Regions from separate parts of the Homo sapiens genome. Here region 2 is linked to region 1. The links are chromatin contacts, found by Hi-C or POLR2A ChIA-PET in ENCODE. All regions are on one chromosome and are shown on one strand. The core of a region is the stretch at or near the end of the contact, and the rest is flanking DNA. Distances in the headings are between cores, read along the strand shown. Region 1 has its middle 14 kb from the start of RIPOR1. Region 2 overlaps RANBP10 (RAN binding protein 10).

Evidence for each region. Hi-C counts contacts between places; a loop is a spot of excess contacts on that map. ChIA-PET counts read pairs that join two places held with the same protein, here RNA polymerase II (POLR2A). Pooled maps may share reads with other maps.
Region 2: a pooled map shows a loop between it and region 1 (2.2-fold over the local background). The contact joins two enhancer-like sites. A Hi-C loop is called at or near these places in 1 of 37 single-sample maps with no recorded cell type and 2 of 50 pooled maps. POLR2A ChIA-PET finds 5 or more read pairs at or near these places in 2 of 52 experiments (HepG2 and activated CD4-positive, alpha-beta T cell).

Annotation. Positions count from the first base shown.
Region 1 is chr16:67,512,145-67,517,028 of GRCh38, reverse strand. No RefSeq gene overlaps it. Among named protein-coding and RNA genes, the nearest start is that of RIPOR1, 14 kb to the left of the region's middle. RefSeq lists silencers at 2,208-2,377, 2,510-2,697. Within about 2 kb of position 2,493, at least 4 of the 41 ENCODE cell types and tissues checked have a DNase peak (open chromatin) inside an H3K27ac peak, as active enhancers do.
Region 2 is chr16:67,783,904-67,788,787 of GRCh38, reverse strand. The region is part of intron 2 of RANBP10 (RAN binding protein 10); the gene reads left to right. Among named protein-coding and RNA genes, the nearest start is that of RANBP10, 20 kb to the left of the region's middle. Within about 2 kb of position 2,172, at least 2 of the 41 ENCODE cell types and tissues checked have a DNase peak (open chromatin) inside an H3K27ac peak, as active enhancers do.

The DNA.
Region 1 (4,884 bases), core at 1,244-3,743:
ATCCTCCCGTAGGTGTTGGAGAAGCCTTCCAGGACCCCCATCCCAAACCTTCCTCCTTCTCACTTAACACAAGTGCAATGACTTGCTCAATGGCTGTGAGCTCTGTGGGGCCAGGGATGGTGGTGCCTCATTCACCAATCCATGTGCACTGCCTTCCATAGGAACTGGATGGATGCTCAATGACTCTCTGTTGGATTATGAATGGCAGGGGGCCTTGGGCACTGGGATATTGTCTTCCTCTCTGGAGCTGCCCAGTTTTTTGTTTTTTGGTTGTTTTTTTTTTTTTTTTTGCTGAGTAGGTGCATCTCAGTCTTCTATTAATAAATTGCCCGGAGGCACAGACTCTCTCAGGCAAGCCGTCTGGTTCCTTGCTATTTCGCTAGTCTTTCTCACTGTTGTTTTTCTCCCTGAGTTTCCACCGGAGCAAGCGGCTTGACAGTTTCACACTAAAACTAAACACTTTCCCCAAGATTCATCCTTCCTTAGTTCCTGGAATCTGCTTTTCATCTTTCTTGGCTTAGAAAGCCAGTGACTCATTTACTGATCCAGGATTCACTTCTCCACTGGAATTTCTTGCAGGAAATCTGAGAGTGGCAGGTGACATCATTTTTCACTCCGCCTGCCCCCTCTTGTCTCTGAATTTACTTATCTAAAACTCCAGATTTGTTGAATTGTAAGAGGCAATGGAGTTGTTAGTTTTTCCTTTAATTTAGGTAGCCCTCATTACACCACGGCCCTGTACTCCTAGGGGCTCACCCCAGGGCCTTTGTAGAGCTTCCAAGGCCCCCAACCTCCAAACCTTACAAAATCACCTGTGTTTCCTTGCTAAGTTTCCACATAATGACAACAACTGGCTCTCACTGGAAATCTAGAAAGCCATAGGTTTATTTCTAATGTACTTTCAAAATGCCAACCCTTCTCACCCTTTCTAGCTACCCAGAAATCACACATACACACAAGTACAATTCCTAATTTGTAATAATCTAAAAGCTCAAATGAAAATTATAGAGTCCATAGCCTGAACATAGTCAGTGTTTATGCTGTGACTGAAATGACCTAGGGGTTTGGTCTAGGTCCTGCTGCTCGCCACACAGAAAGCCAATCACTGAAACGAGTATTGCCAGGAAAGAAGGCTTTATTCATGTATTGCAGCTGAGATGAGAGATCAGTCTCAAATCCGTCTCTTTGACTGAACGAAATTAGGGGTTTAGGCCAGGTGTGGTGGCTCATGCCTGTAATCCCAGCACTTTGGGAGGCGGAGGGGGGGCAGATCACGAGCTCAGGAGTTTGAGACCAGCCTGGCCAACATGGCAAAACCCCGTCTGTACTAAAAATACAAAAATCAACCAGGCGTGATGGTGTGTGCTGATAATCCCAGCTACTCAGGAGGCTGATGCAGGAGAATCACTGAACCCAGGAGGCAGAGGTTGCAGTGAGCCAAGATCGTGCCACTGCACTCCAGCCTCAGTGACAGAGCCAGACTTTGTATCAAAAAAAAAAAAAAAAAAAAAAAAAAAAAAAAAGGCCGGGCGCAGTGGCTCACGCCTGTAATCCCAGCACTTTGGGAGGCCGAGGTGGGCAGATCCCCTGAGGTCAGGGGTTCGAGACCAGCCTGGCCAGCATGATGAAACCCCATCTCTACTAAAAATACAAAAAATTAGCCAGACATGGTGGCAGGTGCCTGTAATCCCAGCTACTCAGGAGGCTGAGGTGGGAGAATTGCCTGAACCTGGGAAGCAGAGGTTGCAGTGAGCCAAGATCATGCCACTGCACTGTAGCCTGGGCAACAAGAGCGAAACTCTGTCTCAAAAAAAAAAAAAAGATTTTAAGGGTTTATATAGCAGGCTAGAAATGTGATCTTGTATGGGAAAACAGGAATTAGGGAAGGGCAAGGAAGAGGAGTTGGTCAATAGGAAGCAGGTGGCTGGTTAGGCAGTTATTTATTTATTTATTTAGAGACACATTCTTACTCTGTCACCCAGGCTGCAGTGCAGTGGCGCGATCTTGGCTCACTGAAACCTCTGCCTCCTGGGTTCAAGTGATTCTTGTGCCTCAGCCTCTCAAGTAGCTGGGATTACAGGCATGCCACCATGCCTGGCTAATTTTTGTACTTTTAGGAGAGATGGGGTTTTGCCATGTTGGCCAGGCTGGTCTCAAACTCCTGACCTCAGGTGATCCGCCTGCCTCAGTCTCCCAAAGTGCTAGGATTACAGGTGTGAGCCACTGCACCCAGCATGATTAGGCAGTTATGATGGGTATGGGGTCTGGTAACATATTGTCCAGATGCAGTGATCTGTAAAGTTTCAGTTCCTTGATACTACCTGGGAGGCCTGATGGTTGGTTTCCTGAGAAAGGAACTAATCAATAGATCGGAGCAAGAACAGAGCTGTAGGGCTATAACCCCCGTGAACTGAGAAGACCAAGTGAGAAGTTCCCAGGAAGTCCCAAAAGGAGAGCAAGCGTAAACATGCACCCACAAGGGGGCGTGCATTTACTGTCTTTCAATTAAAAACAATTTTTTTTTTGAGTCAGCGTCTTGGTCTGGTGTGCAATGGTGCAATCACAGTTCACTGTAACCTCCAACTCCTGAGCTCAAGCGATCCTCCCGCCTCAGCCTTCCAAGTAGCTAGGACCACAGGCTCGTGCCACCATACCTGGCTAATTTTATTTTTTAATTTTAATGATTTTTTTTTTTGAGACAGGGTCTTGCTCTGTCACTCAGGCTGCAGTGCAGTGACATGATCATGGCTCACTGCAGCCTCAACCTCTTGGACTCAAGCAATCCTCCCATCTTAGCCTCCAAAGTAGCTGGGATCACAGGCATGTACCACCACACCTGGCTAATTTTTGTATTTTTTTGTAAGACATGGTCTCGCTATGTTGCCTAGGCTCATCTCCCATTCTGAGGCTCAAGAGCTCCACCTGCTTCAGCCCCTGCAAAGTGCTGGGATTACAGGTGTGAGCCACAGTGCCCAGCCCATTTGAGTATATTATTTGGATAAATATTTATTTTACACAGTTTTTTTTTGTAGAAATGGGGTCTTGCTATATTGCCCAGGCTGGTCTCAAACTCCTGGGCTCAAGCAATCCTCCCACCTCAGCCTCCCAAGTAGCTAGGACTACAGGTGTGTACTACCACACTTGGCTCTTTACCCACTTTTGCACTGAGTTGTTTGATTTGCAAATATTTTTTCCCATCCTGTGGATTGTCTTGTCTTTTCACTCTCTTTTTTTTTTTTTTGAGCCGGAGTCTTGCTCTGTCACCCAGGCTGGAGTGCAGTGGCACAATCTCGGCTCACTGCAAGCTCCGCCTCTTGGGTTCAAATGAGGCTACTCCTCCTGAGTAGCTGAGATTACAAGCGTGTGCCACAATACCCAGCTAATTTTTGTATTTTTAGTAGAGACAGTATTTCACCATGTTGGTCGGGCTGGTCTTGAACTCCTGACCTCATGATCTCCCCGCCTCAGCCTACCTAAGTGCTGGGATTACAGGCTTGAGACACCGCGCTACCATACTCAGCCTTTTTTTTTTTTTTTTGAGATGGAGTCTCGCTCTGTCGCCAGGCTGGACTGCAGTAGGGCGATCTTGGCTCACTGCAACCTCCACCTCCTGGGTTCAGGTGATTCTCCCGTCTCAGCCTCCCAAGTAGCTGGGACTAAAGGCGTGCTCCAACACACCCGGATAATTTTTGTATTTTTAGTAGAGATGGGGTTTCACCATGTTGGCCAGGATGGTCTCAATCGCTTGACCTCGTGATCCGCCCACCTGGGCCTCCCAAAGTGCTGGGATTACAGGCGTGAGCCACCACGCCTGGCCGAGTCTTTTCTTTTTAAATTATTTTTAAACTTCTTTTTTTGTTTGTTTTTTTGAGACAGCATCTCACTCTGTTGCCCAGGCTGAAGTGCAGTGGCATGACCATAGCTCCTTGCAGCCTTGAACTCCTGGGCTCAAGGGATCCTCCCACCTCAGCCTCCCGAGTAGCTGGGCCAACAGGTGCATGTCACCACTCCTGGTTAATTTTTTTTTTTTTTTTTTTTTTTGAGACGGAGTTTCACTCTATCGCCCAGGCTGGAGTGCAGTGGCGTGATCTTGGCTCACTGCAAGCTCTGCCTCCCGGGTTCACGCCATTCTCCTGCCTCAGCCTCCCAAGTAGCTGGGACTACAGGCGCCCGCCACCACGCCCGGCTAATTTTTTGTATTTTTAGTAGAGACGGGGTTTCATCGTGTTAGCCAGGATGGTCTCGATCTCCTGACCTTGTGATCCGCCCGCCTCAGCCTCCTAAAGTGCTGGGATTACAGGCGTGAGCCACCGCGCCTGGCCCACTCCTGGTTAATTTTTAAATATTCTGTAGAGATGGGATCTTCCTATGTTTCCCAGGCTGGGCAACATAACAACATAATAACATAACATAAAATAATTTTAAAGGTGATAGGCCGGGTGTGGGGACTCATGCCTGTAATCCCAGCATTTAGGGATGCTGAGGTGGAAGGATTGCTTGAGCCCCGGAGTTCGAGACTAGCCTGGGCAACATAGAGAGCCTCAGCCTCACCTGATCTCCCTTCCTTCTCCTCCCTGGGGTTCACGGCTGGCCACCAGCCTGTCCTGTCATTCCTGTCATCTGCCTGACTCCCTCCTGCACAGAGGTTCAACAGCAGGCCAGCTTCAGGTTCCTGCACCTCTGGCAAAACATCTTGCCTCTTTTTACTTGTCAAAATGATGACAGAATGACTTCAAAGATACATTCACAAAAGCCACCTTCCTATCCCATCACTGAGGCTTCACCAGAGAGCTTACTACCCCAGGGCTGCGTACACCGTCGCCCTCACAGCAGGGTTCTAACTTTGCCTCCCCCATCGCCTGAGAGTGAGATGGAGAGCTCTGG
Region 2 (4,884 bases), core at 923-3,422, 270 kb before region 1:
CTCAAGAGATCTGCCCGTCTCGGCCTCCCAAAGTGCTGGAATTATAGGTGTGAGCCACTGTGCGCGTCCTGCCTGACTAATTTAAAAAAAAATTTTGGGGGCAGGAGCGGTGGCTCATGCCTGTAATCCCAGCACTTTGGGAGGCCAAGGCAGGCAGATCACGAGGTCAGGAGATCAAGACCATCCTGGTTATATGTTGAAACACCGTCTTTACTAAAAATACAAAAAAAAGGGCTGGGCGCGCTGGCTCACGCTGTAATCCCAGCACTTTGGGAGGCCGAGGCGGGTGGATCACGAGGTCAGGAGATCGAGACCATCCTGGCTAACATGGTGAAACCCCCTCTCTACTAAAAAAATACAACAAAAAATTAGCCGGGCATGGTGGCGGGCGCCTATAGTCCCAGCTACTCGAGAGGCTGAGGCAGGAGAATGGTGTGAACCTGGGAGGCGGAGCTTGCATTGAGCCGAGATCGCACCACTGCACTCCAGCCTGGGCGACAGAGCAAGACTCTGTCTCAAAAGAAAAAAAAATTTGTAGAGGCCAGGCGTGGCTCTACAGGCTGACAGAGTGAGACTCTATCTCAATCAATCAATCAGTCAGTCAATCAAAGTTCCAGCTACTTGAGAGGCTGAAGCAAGAGGATTGCTTGAGCTCAGGACTACAGGCTCACGCCTGTAATCCCAGCACTTTGGGAGGCTGAGGCGGGTGGATCATGAGGTCAAGAGATCAAGACCATCCTGGACAACATGGTGAAACCCAGTCTCTACTAAAAATAAAAAAATTAGCTGAGTGTGTTGGCATGTGCCTGTAGTCACAGCTACTCGGGAGGCTGAAGCTGGAGAATCACTTGAGCCCAGGAGGTGGAGGTTGCAGTGAGCCAAGATCGCACCACTGCACTCCAACCTGGGCAACAGGCGAGACTCCATCTCAAAAAAAAATTTTTTTTTTTCTAGAGACAGAATCTCGCTATGTTACCCAGGCTGGTCTTGACACCGGGCCTCAAGTGATCCTCTTGCCTCAGCCTCCCAACGTGCTGGGATTACAGGCATGTGCCACCATACCCAGCCTAGAACTTCATTCCTTTTTATGGCTGAATAATATTCTGTTGTACTTATATATACATCACATTTTGTTTATCCATTCTTCTGTTGATGGACGCTTAGGTTGCTTTCACCTTTTGGTTATTGTGAATAATGCTGCAGCAAACATTGGTGTACATAGTGTTTGAGTTCCTATTTTCAGTTCTTTTGGGTGTTCACCTAAGAATGGTATTGCTGGGTCATATGATAATTTTTATTTAACTTTTTTGGGTAACTACCGAACTTTTCCATAGTGGCTGCACCATTTTACATCCCCACCAGCAGTGTGTGAAGGCTCCAATTTCTTTACATCCTTGCCAACATTTATTTTATTTCTTTCTTCATTTTTTTATTTTTTAAAGCCTTGCTGTCTTGCCTAGTCTGGTCTTGAACTCCTGAGCTCAAGCAATCCTCTTGCTTCAGCCTCTCAAGTAGCTGGAACTTTGATTGATTGATTGATTGATTGATTGAGATAGAGTCTCACTCTGTCACCCAGGCTAGAGTGCACTGGCGCTATCTCAGCTCATTGGAACTTTTGCCTCCCGGGTTCAAGTGATTCTCCCACCTCAGCCTCCTGAGTAGCTGAGATCACAGGCATGTGCCACCACGCCTGGCTAATTTTTGTATTTTTAGTAGAGACAGGGTTTCACCATGTTGGCCAGGTTGGTCTCAAACTCCTGACCTCAAGTAATCTGCCTGCCTTGGCCTCCCAAAGTGCTGGAATTACAGGTGTGAGCCACCATGCCTGGCCTATTTATTCTATTTTTTCGTTGTTGTTTTTGAGATGGAGTCTAGCTCTATCCCCCAGGCTGGAGTGCAATGGCTTGATCTGGGCTCACTTCAACCACCACCTCCCTGGTTCAAGTGATTCTCATGTCTCAGCCTCCTGAGTAGCTGGAATAACAGGTGTGTACCACTACGCCTGGCTGATTTTTGTATTTTTAGTAGAGACAGGTTTCACCAAGTTGGCCAGGCTGTCCTCGAACTCCTGACCTTAACTGATCTGCCCGCCTCGGCCTCCCAAAGTGCTGAAATTTCAGGCGTGAGCCACTGCACTTGACCTGGAACTTTTAAATTATAGCTATTCTAGGTATGAAGTGGTAACTCATTGTGGTTTTGATTTGCATTTCCTAATGACTAGTGATGTTGAGGATCTTGTTATGTGCTTATTGTATGTGGCTATCTGTATAGATTCTTTGGAGAAATGTCTGTTCAAGTCCTTTGCCTGTTTGGGTTGTTTGTCTTTCTGTTGTTGAGTTATAGGAATTCTTTATTTTTGATATTAAACCCTTATCAGATCTATGATTTGCAAATACTTTTTCCTATTCCATTGATTGTCTTTTCACTCTCTTATTTTTTATTTTTATTTTTATTTTTTTCAGATGGATTTTTGCTCTGTCGCACAGGCTGGAGTGCAGTGGTGCAATCTTGGCTCACTGCAGACTTAACCTCCTGGGCTCAAGTGATCCTTCCACCTCAGCATCCCAAGTAGCTGGGACTACAGGTGCATGCCACCATGACTGGCTAAATTTTAAATTTTTTGTAGAGATGGGGTCTTGCCATGTTGCCTAGGCTGGTCTTGAACTCCTGGGCTCAAGCAGTCCTCCTGCCTCCACAGCCTCCCAAAGCACTGGTATTACAGATGTGAGCTACCATGCCTGGCCTCTTGATGATGTCTTTTTTTTTTTTTAATTATTATTATTTTTTTTGAGATGGAGTCTCGCTCTGATCTCCGCTCACTGCAAGCTCCGCCTCCCAAGTTAACGCCATTCTCCTGCCTCAGCCTCCCGAGTAGCTGGGACTACAGGCGCCTGCCACCATGCTCGGCTAATTTTTTGTATTTTTAGTAGAGACGGGGTTTCACCGTTTTAGCCAGGATGGTCTCGATCTCCTGACCTTGTGATCCACCACCTTGGCTTCCCAAAGTGTTGGGATTATAGGCGTGAGCCACTGTGCCTGGCTTTTTTTTTTTTTTTGAGATGGAGTCTCACTCACTCTGTTTCCTAGGCAGGAGTGCAGTGGTGTGATCTCAGCTCACTGCAACCTTTGCCTCCCGGGTTCAAGTGATTCTCCTGCCTCAGCCTCCTGAGTAGCTGGAATTACAGGCATGGACCACCATACCTGGCTAATTTTTGTATTTTTAGTGGAGACGGGGTTTTGCCATGTCGACCAGGCTGGTCTCGAACACCTGACCTCAAGTGGTCCGCCTGCCTCAGCCTCTCAAAGTGCTGGGATTATAGGCATGAGCCCCGATGATGTCTTTTGATGCACAGAAGTTTTAATATTAATTAAGTCCAATTCATGTATTTTTCTTTTTGTTCATCCTTTTTGTATCATCTCTAAATCCATTGTGAAATCAAAGGTCATGAAGATTTACCCTTACGCTTTCTTCTAAGAATTTTATGGTTTTGGCTCTTTCCTTTTTATTTTAGTTTTTCCCTTCCTTCCCTCCCTCCCTTCTTTCTTTCTTTCTTTTTTATTTATTTATTTATTTTTGAGACCGACTCTCGATCTGTCACCCAGGATGGAATGCAGTGGCACGATCTCGGCTCACTGCAACCTCCTCTTCCAGGGTTCCAGTGATTCTCCTGCCTCAGCCTCCCGAGTAGCTAGGATTATAGGCACCTGCCACCACGCCTGGCTACTTTTTTTGTATTTTTAGTAGAGATGGGGTTTCACCATGTTGGCCAGGTTGGTCTCAAACTTCTGACCTCAGGTGATCTGCCCGCCTCGGCCTCCCAAAGTGCTGGGATTACAGGCGTGAGCCACCGCACCCAGCCTATTTTTTTTTTTTTAAGTGCTACTGGGCCAGTGCCAGATTTTTGGCCCAGGGCCTTACCTCTTATATTTAGATCATTTTCTTTTCTTTTCTTTTTCTTTTTTTTTTTTAGATGGAGTTTCGCTCTTGTCACCCAGGCTGGAGTGCAATGGCTCAATCTCGGCTTACTGCAACCTCCGCCTCCCGGGTTCAAGCGATTTTCCTGCCTCAGCCTCCCGAGTAGCCGGGATTACAGGCATACACCACCAAGCTAGGTTAATTTTTTTTTTTTTGGGATGGAGTTTCACTCTTGTGGCCCAGGCTGGAGCGCAATGACTCGATCTTGGCTCACCGCAACCTTCACCTCCCAGGTCCAAATGATTCTCCTGCCTCAGCCTCCAGAGTAGCTGGGATTAGAGGCATGGGCCACCACGCCCGGCTAATTTTGTATTTTTAGTAGAGACGGGGTTTCTCCATGTTGGTCAGGCTGGTCTCAAACTCCCAACCTCAGGTGATCCTCCCGCCTTGGCCTCCCAAAGTGCTGGGATTACAGGCGTGAGCCACCAGGCCTGGCCTAATTTTGTATTTTTAGTAGAGATAGGGTTTCACCATGTTGGTCAGGCTGGTTTCAAACTCCTGACCTCAAATGATCCACCCGCCTTGGGCTCCCAAAATACTGGAATTAACAAGCGTGAGCCACCTCTCCCGGCCTCCACCTGATTTTCTTATGTTGAACCATCCTTGCCTTTCTGGGATAAATCCCATTAGGTTGTGGTATATAATCCTTTTAATACACTGTTGGATTTGGTCTGCTACTATTCTATTAAGGATTTTTGCATCTATATTCATCTATATTGCTCTATAACTTTCTTTTCCTTTGATGTCTTTTTTTTTTTTTTTTTTTTGAGACGGAGTCTCTCTCTCTGTCACTCAGGCTGGAGTGCAGTGGCGCCATCTTGGCTCACTGCAACCTCCACCTTCCAGGTTCAAACACTTCTCTGCCTCAGTCTCCCGAGTAGCTGGGATTATAGACACCCGTCAGCACG